Linked DNA regions of Homo sapiens: region 1 is linked to region 2. A link is a loop called in an ENCODE intact Hi-C map of the cell type or tissue named here. Cell type or tissue: CD4-positive, alpha-beta T cell. All regions are shown on one strand. Links, peaks and the distances in the headings refer to the core of each region. The heading gives the core; the rest is flanking DNA. Region 1 holds the start of NUP37 (nucleoporin 37). Region 2 holds the start of UTP20 (UTP20 small subunit processome component).

Region 1 (9,110 bases), core at 416-8,415, 840 kb before region 2:
TGTCTAACACACAGTAAAAACTCAATATTTGTTCAAAAAATGACTGACTACATAAAATAAAATAACATTTTGTCATTGTTTTCGAGATTCAAAATTTATCTTAACATGCATTGTTTAAAATATGCAAAACTGCCAACTATTCACAGGTAGAAAACACTATCCCTGTTTTAAGATTTTATACTTTTTAATTTTTAAGTGTTAAAATATTCTTCCTTTTTCAAAATGATGATCATAGTATATAGTAACTATTTTTTCTCAATGGCCTTATTTGCAAAAATGAGAAATGGTTAAAATCTGTCAGTGTCTAATAATTTTTTAGAAATTTTACTGTCTATGGAATCTAAAAATCTGGAAACTACTGACATATAAAATTAAAATAACTCATCAGAATGTCATTTCAATATCTAGCCCAACAGACCCATTGAAGCTAATTCTACCCTTCAAAAATCCTCTTCTCTAGTCAAGCCAGTATCTTTGCCAAGTTCATACCATGACTTTGATTCCCCTGAACCCTTCTTCTGAACTGACTTTCCTCATCATACCTCCTCTACAGCCTTCTCTTCCTTTATCTAAAATCTATCTAATATCACAAAGCCTTTCCTTACCACTCTATCCTACATTCATCCTTCTCTCATCTGAACACCTCTAACCCTTAATCTACGGCTTAAATCCAAACGCTAGTTTGGCTCAAGCTACCTAAGTAAGAATCACTTTGTGGAAATTTTTTAAAGGCAGTTTCCAGTATCCCGGTGCAGATTGGAAGAATTTCCAGGATTGGGGTACAAGAGCCAGTAGTTTTTAAAAGTTTAGGGAATGAAAAAAGTCTTATTAAATAAAAATAATTTGACCACAATAATAATAGTTACATGTTTATCCTAAATCTTCCTATTAAACATCAAATATGCATGTCCCGTGTATAACCATACATAAGAGCTTAATTTTGAAATAATTCATTTCAAATTCTATCATAACATTCTGACACAGATACACAGAGGCATTTGTGAAAATGGTGTATTATCACAGAAGGGCACATAATGTAAAGAAATTAATATTCTTAAGCTTAAGTTTATTCAAATGGGCAGCAATGAAATTTTGCTTTAAAAAAACAAGTTAACCCAAATATAGTTTACCAACCTGTTTGTTGTTCTCCGCCATAGAAAGCTGCAATGCCAAGAGCATGGAGTCTGCACCACATAGAGTAGTTCTCTCAGAGTTACAAAGAGCACGCCAATTTTTTCGAAACTCTTTAATCATATCCGAGACAGACTTCTGATTAAACACAGCCATTATCTTAAAGTAGGACAGAATACAAAGTTAAAGTATCTTATGTTAACCTGAAATTAACATTTAACATGTATAGGCAAGCACAGATAGAGAAAAACATATAGTGAATGAGAGGTCATTTCATATTTACCAAGATTGCTTTTAATTAAATTTAGGAAAACAAAATAATACAATTTCTGCGCAATCATATTTCCCTCCCCTTTGGTTTCTTAAGCCAAACCTTCTGAAAGAACAAAATGTAGCCTTCAATTCTGAAAATTCACACAAAAACAGACATGCAAATTTACTGCAAACTTATAATTACAAATATACCTAATTAAAGCTGTATTTAAATATATATATTTGTTTTGAGATAGGTAATAAGTCTGATAAATTGGGAAAAAAAAAAAAAAACCTAAAAAGCCAATTTCCTCCCATCCTACGTTGTCCCAAAAGAGGTGGCCTATTTTTCTACCCTTTTGAATCTGGACCAGGCTTGTGACTTGATTTAACCAATAGAATGTGGCAAGAATGACGCTGTGGGAGTTCTGAGCTTAGGCCTTAAGTGGTGTGTGCAGAAGTACTAATACAATAGGCCTGAATGCTCTCCTTTGAAGCTGGAGTCCAGTTTGGGAGCTTAGATTTCAGGAGTGTTTCCAGTAAGAGTGGTTCACTGTGCTAAACTGTTCATACAAACAATATAGTTTATGCTAAACACTTGCGAGTCTGGAATTTTGGTACATGTCAGACAGTGGATGCCTTTGCATTTAGCCCCCAATAAAAACCCTGGGCATTAAGTCTCTAATAAGCTTCCCTGGTAGACATTTCACATGTGTTGTCACCACCTATTACAACAGGAGGAATTGTGTCCTGTATGACCACTAGAGTATCACCAAGCAGTGTCCCACCCAAACTGCTGATCCACAGAATCAGAAGGAAATGGTTATTTTAAAACCTTAACTTTTGAAATGGTTTGTTACACCGTACTACATAACCAATAAAATAACTAATATTTAGGAGCTAACTTGGTGGAGATACTTTTCAAAAGCTTAATATTGATTACCTCACTCGACTGTCATAAGTGTCCAATAAGACAGGTCTGTTATTATCCTTATTTTACCTAATAACCTCCACGTCACTCAGCTTGTAAGTGGACAAACAGCATAAACTTAATATGTCTAACTCTATAAGCTGTGTTCTTAAAGCATCATGTTAAGTAACTTCTCCTGATGCACACAAAAGCCTTTCAAAATAATTTGAGGTAGTGCCAATGTTTCATATACCCAAGACTATATAAGGCATCCAATTCCTTTCTCTGAGTTTACAGACATGCCTGCTAAAAGTTTTTTTCCTACTTTAAGTACTCAAGTCTCAACATACTCACATGCCCATCATCTTATTTTGGGTATTTTCCTGTACTTATTCCATTTCCTGACTCCTTCTGCTATCCTTTTCTTCTATTTTTATGTGGCATAAACAGAATCCTAGATGTTTACTTTGGTTTGTATAATCAAGAGCAAAGATACATGCCACTTGCAATATAATTAAATTATAGACACAATCTATGATGCAACTTAAAGATACAGGTAGAAGATTAGAGATTAATTATTTACATAAATGCAAATCCTAGTAAATAGCTAAGAATTGTATTTCTCTTCAAAAAATCACCCTCATCTCTTGAAAGAAAAAAGAAAGTGAAGAACTGTCAGCTTCAGTGACATGGTCACTTTGCCTGAAATACATTTTTAGGAGTAAATTACTTACTGGTATTATTTAAAGGTAGTATTATGAGATTTGATTGCTATGAATGAAGACTCACTTGGGAATTAGGCCATTCTGAAATGTGGCTCCACCACTTACTGGCTGCGAGATCTTGGCCAAGTTACATCACCTTTCCCTGCCTCAGCTTCCTCATAATGAAAATGAAAACCCTATCCCATAGGGTTTTATGACAAGTCAACGACATAAACACAAGTAAAGCTTTTAGAACAGTGCCTGGCATGTATAAAAGCACATTAGCTATTATCATGCATTATGAGTTTCTAAGTTGTTTTGAGTTAAAAGTAAAAGAGCATTGCCTGGGCATGGTGGTTCACACTTGTAATCCCAGCACTTTGGGAAGCCGAGGCTCACCTAAGGTTAGGAGTTCGAGACCAACCTGGCCAACATGGTGAAACCCTGTCTACTAAAAATTAGCTGGGTGTGGTGGTGTGTGCCTCTAACCCCAGCTACTTGGGAGGCTGAGACAGGAGAATCGCTTGAACCAGGGAGGCGGAAGTTGCAGTGAGCCAAGATAGCACTACTGCACTCCAGCCTAGGTGACAGAGTGAGACTCTGTCTTAAAAAAAAAAAAAAAAAAAAAAAAAAGAGCATTACTATGGTGACAGAAAACCAAGAGTCTCATTCAGGGATCAGCTAATTTTTTCTAAAGGAACAAACAGTAAATATTTGAGGCATGCACAACTACTCACTTTGACCTTCTAGTGTGAAAATAGCCATGGACATACATAAACAAACAAATGAGTATAGCTGTGCTCCAATAAAACTTTTTTTATGGACACTGAAATTTGAATTTCATGTAATTTTTACACATCACAAAACATTATTCTTTTCATTTTTTCCCCCAACCATATAAACACGTAACACTCCTTCTTAGCTCAGGAGCTGGCTGCACAAAAACAGGCAGCACAGCCAGTTTGCCAACCCCTGGTCTAGTCCCAGCTCTTCCTGTAGCTAGCTGGCTGTGGGAGCCTATGCCATAAGCCTTACACGTGGTTCCTAGGTGGAGGCATCATCACACAGAAATACTTGCCTTCCAGTCCCTTGTGAGAAGTCAATGAGACAATAAATATGCAAGCACTCTGAATGGCAGGCTGCACTATACAAAAAAACAGTAGCCAAAGGCAGCAGCGATAACACTTGTTTTTAAAAAATTGGATTCCAAGTTGCTCTAGAGCAAAAACTGTGAGACAGAAAATTGTCACTGGGCAGGCAGTGTGAAATGGTTGAAAGAACTACACTTCCGAGTCAGATATCACTTCCAGGCTCCCCCTTTATGACCTGTAGTCCTTCGGTATTTAAAATCTCTAATGAGCATAAGTTTCTTCACCTGCAAAACCAGGAAGGGAATTCCTACCTCACAGAATGAGACGTTAGTGAAACAAGTACATAACCCACCTAGTGCCAGGCATTTAGTAGGTGCTCAATTTAAAAATTGCACTCAACATCATTATCAGTGTTCGAGTGCAAGTCCCAAAGGTTCCTTGGGAGGCTGTAACTAATCAGGAGTAGGAGAAAGTTGAGGAATTGGAGTCCGTGTACATAGTGGGACTAGAACCCAGGTTTCCTGCCTAACTAATGGAAGTTAAGCAGGCCTCTACGGGCCTGTCTTCCAAGCTGCAGACGAACCCTCAGGACCTACCAGCTCCATCGCTAGATACTGTGAACTCCGCCTACAGCCCCCAGGCCCAACCAGGCTCGAGCGTCAAGTCACTGCACCATAATACTTCGGTCCCACGGCACTTTGCTACGACCGAGGTATTACAGTGCAAAACACCCTCAAAAGCCACAGCCTGAATCACCACTTAAAAATGCGACAGGGCAGGTAGGGCAGACGCGAGACTTACGTGATTAGGGGTAGACCCGAAGACGTACTCTTCAGTGTGCGGAAGGATCCCCAACGGGATGCCCTCCCGCGGCCGCCGCAGTCGCCGCTGTCGCCGCTGAATACAGTTCAAACCTCGCGGGAGGCCCCGGGAGCCAATCGCTGCGCTCGCCCTCCGACCCGGAAGCAGAGCCACAGCGCGTCGCGGCAGCCCCCAAGGAAGACCAGCCTGCCTCTGGTCGGTTCCTGGCGCTCTGCGGTGCGTATCGAGCTGGGAGCCCGAGAGGCCGGGATGCTTTTCTGCCGGCCGCCCAGCCTTGCCACTCTATTCCCAGGAGTTCTTCCTTCCCACTTCGGGCCCCGGGAGGTGGGAGCGGGGTCTTGAGGAACTCGCCTGGCCCGGGGAGAGGTGTCGGCGCTCATTGCAGAGACTTATCTTGTTCCCTCCCTTCTTCTCTGCCGTTGTAGTTTTACAGGGGCAAGTCCTGTCCAACGTGTACGGTGAGGCCCCGGCCACTGCTTTAATGAGCAGTAGGTGTAGGGACGGAACAATTTCGTGACCTCGAATCTCTTGCACTTCTATACCTCTCTGTCTCCGTGTCCATAACACTTGCTGGTCACCCTTCAAAAGTCTCCAGTCCCTGATGTCCATTCCTAAAGTTACTAGTTTATAAGCGTCTCGAGGTGGGACTCATTCTCAGTACATACTCTTAAGGTGCTTGATATGTTTGTTACTGAGTCCAGCTGTTTTCAGGACAACCCTTGTGTCGAATTTTTTAAAAAACCAAAAACTCTAAAACCCATAATTCTCATGTGGGAATGCTACTTCCAGAATGCACACTAGTCCCTGACAGGTTAAGGTCTTCTGCCTAGTTTTAAGAATATTATTATTTTAATTTTTAAGTTCCGGGATACGTGTGCGGGACGTGCAGGTTTATTACAAAGGTAAAACGTGTGCTATGGTGGTTTGCACACCCATCACCTAGGTATTAAGCTCCACATGCATTAGCTATTTATCCTGATGCTCTCCCTCCGCCCAACCCCCTGAACATTATTTTTATATCACACATTTTGGTACTCCTTAACAACAGATCCTGTATTTTCTATCTGTTTATATTATAGCCCTTTTCACGTTGAGTCATAACTATCCCTAAACTGTGGTCTCCTTCAAGCCAGGAGGCTGTTTTTTTCTTCATTAGCGCTGGTTCTCCACACACAATGAAGTCTTCCAAATCCTGGCCCTGCTTATGAGCTTGGCAAGTTAGTTAACCTACTGAAGCCTCAGTTTCTCCATCTACAAAATGGAGACCAGAGGTAGTACCTGCCTTTAGATTTGTACAGATACCAGATGTGATCATGTCAGTAAAATGCTTAATATGGTACCTACAAATAGTGGTTCATAAAAGTTATTAATTTTTATTAACATTTGCTGTTAAAATGATTCCATCTTCAGATGAAATACTATTTGTTTTAGATAATCTAAACAGAACTTTGCAGTGTTATTGTCTGCTAGAATCACAGATATGGGAAAGAGCTGTGGAGCAAATGTGGAACCATTAATAACTAGATTTAATATTTTTCCTGCAGTTTCTGTCCCTTGATAAGTACTTTAAATGTTTCTTTTGAGCTTTCTGTCTCATTGTAACACCACAACCTTATTTTGATGCATTTGCTGAATGACTAACATATTGACCATTGTAATTGTACCTGTGCTCTAATCCACAGTTTCGTGACCTTGTCCAGTAGAAGGCTATTTAATTTTCACAACTGCTTGAATTTTGACATACAAGATGAAGCAAGATGCCTCAAGAAATGCTGCCTACACTGTGGATTGTGAAGATTATGTGCATGTGGTAGAATTTAATCCCTTTGAGAATGGGGATTCAGGAAACCTAATTGCATATGGTGGCAATAATTATGTGGTCATTGGCACGTGTACGTTTCAGGTTAGTCTACAAAACTGCACCGAATGACAGTGAACATATTTCACTACTAAGAGAACTTACACAAACCAAATCTAAACTTTGAAAGTATATTGAGTTTGAATGTTAAAAAAAAAAAAGATAAGATCCATAGAGAAAGATGTTCCCAGTTATATGTGCCTGAGATTTATGTAAACATTATATAGATAGTGAAAAAGAATGGTATGAGGCTTCACTTTTGCCTCATGATCATTAATGGAATATTCTGATAAGTGAAGGCTATGATTAACTGAACATTGGTATGTACAGGAAAAAAACAATATAAATGAGATCCAATTAATTACGGTTTTTCTACATCCTGCTTTGACATACAAAACCAGCTAATGTTGAGAGCCCAAAAAACAATCTTCCAGGAGATTTTATAGCTTTTATAATATTCAGCTTTCCTATTAGTATGCTGTCATACTTTTTGTGCATCTAATGTATGCAGAATATGGAGTCATATTAATTGAGCAGGCAGTTAAGCATAGCCATTAAGAGCATGAATTCTAGAACTGGAATGCCTACATGTTTACTCCTGCTTTACTTACTTCTTACTAGCTATGAGACCTTGAATAAGATATTTAGCATCTCCTGTAAACATGAGGAAACTAATGCTTGAATTTTAGTATATGTAAATATACTAAATAAAAATTCCAAGAGGGCATCTGACAACATTGTAATCCATATGTATGTTTTAGTTGTCATTGATACGAGCAGTGGTAACACTCTCAGGTTTAATCACCAAAGTAAGATTGCTTTGTGGTGAACATAAACCATGTTTTCCCAGAGGAAAGCTAGTTTTACATGTAAGAGAGACTTGGAACAATGAAGGTTCAACCCTCAGGACTATCTGGTTAATCCTTTGTCTATCAGAGTATTATTATTATTTTTATTTTTTTTTTTCAGACAGAGTTTTGCTTGGTCGCCCAGGCTGGAGGTCAACCTCGGCTCACTATAACCTTCATCTCCCGGGTTCAGTTGATTCTCCTGCCTCAGCCTCCCAAGTAGCTGGGATTACAGGCATGCACCACCACACCCAGCTAATTTTTGTATTTTTAGTAGGGGGTTTCATGATGTTGGCCAGACTGGTCTCGAACTCCTGACCTCAAGTCATTTGCCTACCTCGGCCTCCCAAGTGCTGGGATTACAGGTGTGAGCCACCCTGCCTGGCCTAGCAGAATATTATTAATAGAACCGTATTTCTCAAATTATAATGAGCACGGTAATTTGGAAGTGTCCAATTTTCAAAGATTTAAAATAACTATCACTAAAGTGATAGTTATTATAAATGTTATTTCCTCCTTTACTGAGAAGGCAATTCTGTTTTTGTTTTGTTTTGTTTTGAGACGGAGTCTCGCTCTGTCATCCAGGCTGGAGTGCAGTGGTGCGATCTCTGCTCACTGCAACCTCTGCCTCCCGAGGTCAAGCAATTATCCTGCCTCAGCCTCCTGAGTAGCTCGAATTACAGGCACGTGCCACCATGCCCAGCTAACTTTTTTGTATCTTTAGTAGAGACGGGGTTTCACCATGTTGGTCAGGCTGGTCTTGAACTGACCTCGTGATCCGCCCGCCTCAGCCTCCCAAAGTACTGGGATTACAGGCGTGAGCCACCATGCCCAGCGGCAATTCTGTATCTTACAGTATTCTGACATCAAAAATGCAATTTGGCATTTTATAGCACAATGAATATATAAAGCTTTACAAATTGGAATATAGTCATATTTAAGAGGAAGTGTGAATTGAAAGTTTCAGTTTGTTGCTGTCTGAGTAGAATATGACAGCTCCTAGCCTATTTCGTACTGTCTGTTTGGGTGGGAGTAGAAATTAATAGCTTTTAGACTAAATATGACCCTAGCCTGACTTACATGGACATGGTTTAGGATCATAAAAAGTCATATGATTAAGACAATGTTACGTACTTGAAAAAGACTGAGGAAAAACCATTTCTCTAATGCAAGCCACCAATGTACAAAAGAGTAAAGCAGCCTCCTACAGGTAAAACTAATTTTTACTTCATTACTTTTAAAATTAATAACAACATAGGATTGTATTCGCAAACACTGAAAAATGTTTATCTCATTTATGATTAAGAAATGTTGAGGGAGAAAGTCAGTGGAGAACAAATTAGGAAAAGAGAGGCAAAGATGAGAGAGGGAGAAGTTGGGAGAAAGAAGGAAAATGACTAACATGAGAAAAAAGAACTAGTATAAACATTTGTGTTCTGTTATAGTTTATGGTCACATGTATTGTCTCAGTTACCCTCATACCTGTGAGATTAG
Region 2 (9,110 bases), core at 686-8,685:
TGCACAGGTACCCCCTGTATCTAAAATCAAAGTTGAAATAAAAATAAAAATAAATACAAATATGTGTTTATAGAGAGAGAGAAAAAAGAGAGAATAAACACATAAGCACACATGCAAACAGCATGCCAAATCTACAATATCAAAAAAAAAAATCCTTAAACTGTTCTTTGGAAATCTTTAAAATCAATAGTTAGGCAGAATAGATACTATGTAACCACAAATATTAAAAACTAAAAATTAAAAAAAAAGGCAGAAAAGAAAGAGAATCCCATTAAATTTTGTTTTAGGCTGGGGACAATGGCTCATGCCTGTAATCCCAACAGTGGGAGGCTGAGGCAGGAAGAGCATTTGAGCCCAGGAGTTTGAGACTAGCCTAGGCAACAACACGAGATCCTATCTCTATTTTTCAAAAGTAAAAATATTAAAATTTTTTTGTTGTTGTTTTCATGTCCTTTAAGGCATTTTCATGTCCTTTAAGGCAGAAAGAAAATATGCAACACAGTTTAAAACTTAAATGCAGAACGCATTTCTAGCCTAGCACAGACCTGGCGTATGTCAGCTATGTGTGAGAGACCATGTCACGTCCTTTTGCAAGGTAACTCTGGAGCTCCTTTCACCAAGAGACGGAGTCTGTTTCCTCACCCTTTGAATCTGGCCTGGCCTCCTGACTTGCTTTGACTAATAACATGCGATGAAAGTGACTCTCATGACCAAAGCAAAACTTTATGAGGTCTTGACAGCTTCTGCCTTCACTCTATTGAAAAGATTCTGCCACCATGAAAAGAAGCCTAGTCTAGCTTATTGGGGAATAAGAGGCCATGAAAAGAACCAAGATCAACAAGCCACAGCCAACTGCCAGACACGTGACAGAGGCCATTCTGGACCATCCAGTCCAGGATTCTAATTTCAGGCTGTCTTCTCTGCCTTCTTAACACTGCCTCTTGATACCTTCAACCTCTCCTGTGGCTTAAATTATTAATCATATTCTAAATGCCAAATCTGTAATTTCACCTCTGAAGTCACCTATACTCCAGATCCATATATACAAACATCTTTTGGACACTATCATTTGGATGGCCAAAGGTATTTCAAATTCAAGCCCCAAATGGAACTAATTATCTTATCTTTACAACCTTGTGCTCCTTTACCTATAAATATATCTTGATGAGTAACATCCTCAACCATTCAGCCTTAACCTCATTATCTTCCTTGCTGCAAACCCAGTAGGTCACAAGTCCTATCCATTCATTCTACTTCCTCAACATCTCTGGAATCTTTCTCTTCTCTCTATCTTGATTGCTGCTACCATAATCATTTCTTACTTAGATAACAGTCAAATCCTCACAACTGGACAACTGAGATTGGATCTCCAAGTTAAAGGCATGTTACACAGGACCTTAAAAGGCTAGCAGAGGAATCATGACATGATGAAGAACTGCAGTCCTGCTCTTTTCTCCACACTAAAGCCAGAGAGATTGAAAATTTAAACCTGATCATGTCATTCATTCCCCTGCTTACAGTCCTAGAACTCTAAGTCCCTACAGCTTCAGGATAAAACCCCAACTTAGCTTCACATATGAAGTCCTTTATGATCCTTGCCTATTTCTCCAGCTTTATCTCACCAGTTGCCCCCTTGCCCCATCCCAGTCACCATGAATACAAAAAAAAAACACCCTATACACACCTATAACCACACTGGACTGCTTTGCAGTTTCTTGAATGTGACATGCATTCTCTAGCTTCTGTTCCTTTATATAGGCTTCTCCCTCAGCCTGGAACAGGCTTTCCTGTCCTCTTTACCATGCTAAAACCTATATAAACAAAATTCAGGTGTCACCTCGTCTAGATCACCGTTTTTTTGACACCCCTAAAGAATGTAGGTTAGGTTCCCTTTACTATGAGTTCTCAAAGCACAATGTGCTCACCTAGACGACATCATTTAACACATTGAATTTACACAGTGGAGATAATGCATTCAAAGACCCAGCGAGTGGAGTCTGATTATAGTAAAGAAGAATATTACGAACTGAGATTGGATCGCCAAGGTATAGGCATGTTACGTACGACCTTAAAATGCTAGGAGGAATAACGACATGATGCAGAAAAAGACTTCTGCATAAAAGGATGACAAGGCCGGGCGTGGTGGCTCACACCTGTAATCCCAGCACTTTCGGAGGCCAAGGCGAGCAGATCACGAGGTCAGGAGATTGAGACCATCCTGGCCAACATGTCAAAACCCCGTCTCTACTAAAAATGCAAAAATTAGCTGGGTGTGGTGGCACGTACCTGTAATCCCAGCTACTCGGGAGGCTGAGGCAGGAGAATCGCTTAAACCTGGGAGGTGGAGATTGCAGTGAGCCAAGATCACGCCACTGCACTCCAACCTGGAGACGGAGCGAGACTCCATCTCAAAAAAATGAATAAATAAATAAAAGTAAAATAAAGGGATGACAGAGTCAGAGTATGGTTAAAACTGGAAAATATTATGTAGTCTAGCCCCTTTATTTTTATAAAGGAGAAAATTAAGCCCCGGGAAAAGGGCTTCCTCAAAATCACTTTAAAGTTATAGCTTCAGGAATATGGATCTGCAGCAGTGCTTGGAATGCATAAGGGAAAGGGAGAGGCTAGAATCACAAAGACAGCTGAAAGTCAAGTCAATTGTCTAATAGAGCTTCACCCAACAGAACTTTCTGCAAAGATGAAAATGTTCCAATTCTATATTTATTCAATATGTTAGCAACTAGCCACATTTGGGCACCCAAATTTTTAATTTACTTTAAATCCAATTTGTCATATGTGGCTACTGTATGAAACAGCACAGGTCTAAAGCATTTCATGTCCAAAAAGGAATACCTTGAAAAACAATTCACTTCTACTAACAGAAGAAACTAAAACACCATGAACACTTGAAGATTGACTAGTATCACATTCTCTTACCTCCTCATAGCTTGCAGTTCTATCAATCCGGTGAATAATATCAATATTAACATTCCCCAGTCGTTCAGCAAATGTAAGAAACTGGAAGGGAAAGTATATTTAAGATACATAATTAATTAAAATTTATCAGATCTTTAATATCTATTTGAATGCTGCATGTAGGCATCTCTAATCACAAAGGATAAGTGGAAAAATAAACTGAAAAACATACGGCCGTAAACAAATTTACTGCATCACTGTTCAAAGATAATGAATACTTCTATGTTTGCATAATTTCTCTCAGCTATGTCATTTCAAATAAAATTTCCATTGCCAGACTGGTGAGCCTAGGTGGATGCTGGCAATTAGTCTCGCTAGATCTATTAGGTTTCATACCCTCCCATAAGCATGGGGACCTAGCAAAGTCGCTGCAATAAAAGTGTTTTTAAACATATACAGACCTATGATTGTATCCTAAGGAAGACCTGGAAACAATCTATCAAGGGGCAAACAGAGAAAGCGCTGTATATTTGCCCTTAGCTGGGAATCACTCACCGCCAGCCGACTCGCCCAATTCGGTCTTTAAAGATAAAAGAGCAGGGGAGAATTGGTCCTAAGCAATCTCCTGGAATAGTGAATTTAATTCTGGACTACAGGAAATTCCCAGGACTGGCCAGACCCCATAAAACATGGGTGAAACTTGCTGTCCACACTTCTTTCCTCCTCCAACCCATGTTTACTACATCCAGTGTCTCCCTCTTTCGCCGGAGCCTCCAGGAAAGTGACACACTCGGCCCAGAAGTCTGAGGCCCCTGGAGTCTCGCTCAGAGCCTGTCTCACGACTGAGGCAGCGGAGACCCGCGGCTCCCTGCCTAAGCTCCCGCGCTCACCCGGTAGGTGTTCTCGGTCTTGTGGGAAACGGGCTTTGTCTTCATGGCTGCAGAGGGCCAGTGGCCCGCGACGGCCTCGGGAGTGTCGAAGGGATGCAACCGACAGTAAGGAGGGGAAAGCGGCTCACAGGCTATACTCTCCGATTCCCAGATGCCCAGACTTTCTCACGTGCGGCTTGAGCCCCTGGGCGCCGCCATGTTGGAGACAAGGAGGAGCCTGAGTGGGTCACGTGGACGGAAAAAAGAACGGCGCAGGCGCACCCTTTGGTGGGGTGGGGCCTACAGGAGGCGGGGCTGCGCACATAAGGGCGGGCGTTTGGGTGAGGTGTTCTTTTCACTCCCTTCGGTAAAGGTTTAGAAGACAAATGTATTTTCATTATAAAATAAAACATACCTGTAATCGTTATCAACTAACATTACTGTCCCTCACTACGTACCTGCATCGTGCAAAGATCCTTTCATCCATAATTTCACAGTAAAGCTTATTAGGGATGTTAATACAAAGGAGGTACTGCGTCTATCTATATATCTATATATAGATATATACTTTTTTTTTTTTTTTTTTGAGACGGAGTCTCACTCTGTCTCCCAGGCTGGAGGGCAGTGGCGCGATCTCGGCTCACTACAATCTCCGCCTCCCGGGTTCAAGCAGTTCTCCTGCCTCAGCGTCCAAAGTAGCTGGGACTACAGGCACCCGCCGCCACGCCCGGCTAATTCTTTTGTATTTTAGTAGAGACGGGGTTTCACCTTGTTGCCCAGGCTGGTCGCGAACTCCTGAGCTCAGGCAATCCGCCCGCCTCGGTTTTCCAAAGTGCTGGGATTACAGGTGTGAGCCACCGCGCCTGGCCGGTACTGTGTATATTTTTAAGCCAATTTGACACAAGAGGAAACCAAGGTTGTGCAGCTGGTAACTGGCAGTCTTCACTCAGACTCTAAATTTTGGTATTCTTAACCACTACGCTGTAAATAAAATTGAAAAATAGAGAAGGAGTTTTAAGAAAAATCTTTTAATTTCATGCACAACCGCTGTTAATGTTTGGTGTTTTTCCCATCACTTTAATGTCTACACATAGCATGTTGTTAAATTGTACAGTTATATATACATATATGTACAATTTTAAAAAATAATTTAAAAATATAATTATTTACCCCATTTTACATTCATTCATTCATTCAGCAACTATTTCTTGAGAGTCCTCTGTGGACCAGGTACTGTTCTGGGAGCCAAACGAGAAAGGCAATAATAGTATTAATTAATTATTTGAAAATATTCACAGCCTTCAATTCCTGGGCTAAAGTGAGCCTCCCACCTCAGCCTCCCAAGTAGCTAGGGCTACAGGCATGCACCACCACACCCAGCTCTTTTATTATTATTATTATTATTATTATTATTATTATTATTATTTGTAGAGATGGGATCTTGCTATATTGCCCAGGCTGGTATCAAACTTCTGGACTCAAGCAGTCCTCTTGGCTTGGCCTCCCAAAGTGCTGGGATTACAGGGGTGAGCCACCATGCCCAGACTGGAAATACTTGGTCTGAGATGCTTACATTTTAGTCAAGGAGTGATGTTAAGTAGACAATTGGATATATTGTTGTACAGAGCTCACTGTAGCAGTCTGGGCTGCAGACGTGACTTAAATACACCTAAATACCTCAAGTGTGAGGCATTTGCGACTGGGAAAGAGAGCCAGTAAGGTAGAAACAGACTAGTTATGGCATGGAAGCAGAGCTGGTGGCCAACTATACTGCAAATTCGAGGATAGAGAAGTGGTTGCTGGATCTGACAAGGTGAAGGTCACTGGTGACCTTGCTAAGTACAGTCTAGTTGGAAGAAAGGAAGTGAAATATGCATGGATTGAGGAGGTAATCAGAGTTGAGAAAGTGAACATAACACTTTCAAATTGTTATTGGCATTATCACATCAACATTTTCTGTGTCACCACAGGGTTGTTCTAAATATTTTAATGCCTCCATAGCATTTATAGATTTTTTTATAATAAAATATTGACGTGCCTAATGTTCCATTGGCTTTCAGTAGGCTAATAATTGGTCTTTTTTTTTTAAAAGCCTTTTATGGGTCACAGGGAAATCTAAGAAAGCTGTAGAACTTCTCCCAGAAAGATGCAAAGAAGCTCATCCACACTAAAATGTGCACGTTTCAGAGAGTTAGAAGCCTGCAGTTAACTGAGGGTAGAAGCCCCCACTCAAAGCAATATTTTCCCAACCTGTTGCCAAAATCACCCCCACATCATTGTGCCATTTTCCTTCTCTGCAATTTATTTTTGGTAATGGAGTTAACTGGACAATAAGGAGTGAAGAGAAAAATCAAAGAAACTGAAAGAACTGACACAAGTTATATTGACCATTTATTGTTTGCATTGTTCTTCATTACATGACCCTCACACACTGACTTGACTCTGACTGGCTTAACAATATGTCAATAGAACATGGTGGTTGAGAGCATAGATGCTGGAACCAGGTTGTCTGGAGGTAATCCTGGTTCTGCCATTTATTAGTAGGGTCAGTTACCCTTTCAGAATGACATTTCCGTATATGTAAATGAAGCTAACAAAAGTAGCTACCTCACGGGTGGTGATTATGCAGAGTAAATAAGCTAATGGATAAAAGATGCTTAGAATGTGCCAGACACCATAATTGCGCAAGCTCAGAAATTACTTAACCTTTCTGAGACCCAATTTCCTCATCTATAAAATAGAGATGACAATAATACCAGTCTTTCAAGATACTGTGTTGGTGCATAGAGCATGAAATAAATGTTTGCTAAGTGGATAAATAAATGACCATTTATTCTCTACTACCTGGCTACCTGACAAGTTCCTTAAGGGCTGACACCTTATACTTTTTCAACTTTGTGTCATCAGTTCCCTTGAACATAAGAGTTGTTTAATGAATGTCTGTTGAATTAACAAAGCTTATAATACTTACATTGACCCGGACAAATTTAAGAGTAATATAGTTCCAGCATTGGATGTGAATTGCACCACATGATTTTTGGTATCTCTCAAAACTAAGTTTCTAAGCTTTAATGGAATACCGAAAGCATCCGTGAAGAGCACGAGTGTTTCTTATAAACATTTCCTTGCTTCCAGCGTTTGTCCTCTGTCAAGGTATAGGATGAATATCCTATACCATCCTTTATATCCTTTTTCCATTAGGGCTCTGCCTGTCCTAACTACTCCAGCCAGTAAATAACATACATTATTTTTTCATTCTTTTATTCTTAAGCTTTATAGGGCGCTCCTGGAAGTTTTGCTTTTTAATTTTTGTTTCCTTATTGCTTAGCGTGCTGCAATTTCAAGCCAAGAAACTTTAAGAGCATGTAAGAGCTAGGCCCAGTGGCTCATGCCTGTAATCCCAGAGCTTTGGGAGGTCAAGGTGAGAGGATTGCTTGAACCCAGAAATTTGAGACCAGTCTTGGGCAACAAGGCGAAATCCCATCTCTACAAAAAATACAAAAATTAGCCAGACATGGGGATGTGCACCTGTAGTCCCAGCTACTCAGGAGGCTGAGGTGGGAGGAACACTTGATCCAGGAGGTCAAGGCTCCAGTGCTGTGATCCTGCGACTGCACTCCAGCTTGGGTAACAGAGTGAGACCCTGTCTTGAAAGAAAAAAAAGGAAGGAAGGAGAGGGAGAAAGAAGGGAAAGTAAAGGAAAGGAAGGGAGGGGAGAGGAGGGAAAGGAAGGGAAGAAAGCACATGAGGAGTTTACCCAGCCTAGACAAGAAAGTGGAATCCAGAGAAGGCTTCTTGGGGGAAGTGACATCTAAGCTGAGACCTGGAAAATGAATAGGAATTAGCCAGGCAAGGAATGGACATGAATGGTGTTATCTAGGTAGAGGGAGGAGTATAGGCATTTGTCTCAAAATGGTTGAGACAAATTTGGTTACTTTTAGTTTCCAAGGCAAAGCCACACCCTGTCAAATTAGCATTGGCCATGGGTATCATCTTTAGCATCCTTGGACTAATAATAGGAAAGAATAGGGACAAGATGAAGCTCAGAGGTAAGAAGAGCCTTGGTTTTCTCATCTGTAAAGTGAGATAGACATATGAGAAAGTCAACAGTCATATGAGACAGTTGAAAGATTAACACATTGTATCACTTCTCACAGTCATATGAGACCGTTGAAAGATTAATTAATACATTGTATCGCTTCTCAGCCTTTTGGCTAAGATCAAGTCTAGTAATTAACACATTGTATGTGGTGATCTGGAAGGGGGCAAGTCGACCTAGTGGCATGGTCTTGTTTAGAAAGCAGTTCAAGGAGTGCTGTGTATCAGGGCAGAGAGGATTTGACTCAGAACAAGGGACCAAGGAAGTGAATGTAAAAAAAAGAAAGAGAAGAGAAAGTTTTAGTAATTCTTTGTTGGTTTTTTCTTAAATAGAGACAGGGGTCTCACTACATTGCCCAGGCTGGTCTTGAACTCCTGGGCTCAAGCGATCCTCCTGCCCAGCCGAGTAGTTCTTGACTGTGGTAGTAAGGAAAGCTGATCCACGTATCTCTTCTTGAGAAAACTGTGTATTGTTGACAGTGTGTGTAAATCAGGAAGCAGTGAGAGCATGGAGTTTGGATTTGGGACAACTGGGTCCCAGTTCTAGCATTTTTCATGTATTAGCCAGTAACTGGGCAACTGACTTAACCTTTCAGCCTCAGTTTCCTCATCTTTAAAACAGGCATAATAACTAGTTCTGCCTTTTCCCTTAACGGTTGCTAAGAAGACCATTCGATATAAAGCAGGCAAAGTCCCCTGTAACCAATACAGAGGAGTTACAGAAACACTAAGTATTGTTTCCCTTTGCATTGTGTGATCATGTTCAGCCCTGATACCACAGAGCTTCTATTCTCCTTTCCTTATTTTGAAGCTCAGGCATTAGAAACATTAGACCAGAAATTGCGGATTTGTGGGGCCTATAAGCTCAGGTAGCCCACAGATAAGTTTTGTTTACCAAACATATTCTTCTTCTTCTTTTTTTTTTTAAGAGAGTGTCTCGCTCCGTTGTCCAGGCTGGAGTACAGTGGCACGATCGTCACTTACTGCCAACCTCAAGCTCCTTGGCTCAAGCGATCCTCCCACCCCAGCCTCCCTGGTAGCTACAGATACTACAGGTGTGCATCACCATGTCCAGCTAATTTTAAAAACATTTTTAGAGGTGAGTCTTGCTGTGTTGCCCAGGCTGATCTCGAACTACTGGGCTCAAGTGATCTTCCTATTCCAGCTTCCCAAAGTGCTGGCATTACAGACATGAGCTGCCATGCCCAGCATACCAGATGATATTCT

Evidence for each region. Peaks named below come from ENCODE experiments on the same cell type or tissue, not always from the same donor. Only the 100,000 strongest peaks of a DNase experiment are listed, where the experiment ranks them.
Region 1: a loop joins it to region 2, with 7 times the contacts of the local background. A loop is called at or near these places in 2 of 110 quality-filtered maps.

The regions. Positions count from the first base shown.
Region 1 is chr12:102,116,066-102,125,175 of GRCh38, reverse strand. It overlaps NUP37 (nucleoporin 37), which reads left to right and starts at 5,062. Exons shown (of 10, transcript NM_024057.4): 1 at 5,062-5,126; 2 at 6,593-6,813. The coding sequence starts at 6,658. PARPBP (PARP1 binding protein) reads right to left here and starts at 4,993. Exons shown (of 11, transcript NM_017915.5): 1 at 4,890-4,993; 2 at 1,135-1,290. The coding sequence starts at 1,287. RefSeq lists enhancers at 3,590-4,147, 5,192-5,261. In CD4-positive, alpha-beta T cell, for the core only: no CTCF peak of the experiment used is centred there; a DNase peak (open chromatin) is centred at 5,015; H3K4me3 peaks cover 1,912 bases; H3K27ac peaks cover 892 bases.
Region 2 is chr12:101,275,024-101,284,133 of GRCh38, reverse strand. It overlaps UTP20 (UTP20 small subunit processome component), which reads right to left and starts at 4,029. Exons shown (of 62, transcript NM_014503.3): 1 at 3,807-4,029; 2 at 2,938-3,018. The coding sequence starts at 3,851. RefSeq lists enhancers at 3,956-4,005, 3,739-4,330. In CD4-positive, alpha-beta T cell, for the core only: no CTCF peak of the experiment used is centred there; a DNase peak (open chromatin) is centred at 4,063; H3K4me3 peaks cover 1,760 bases.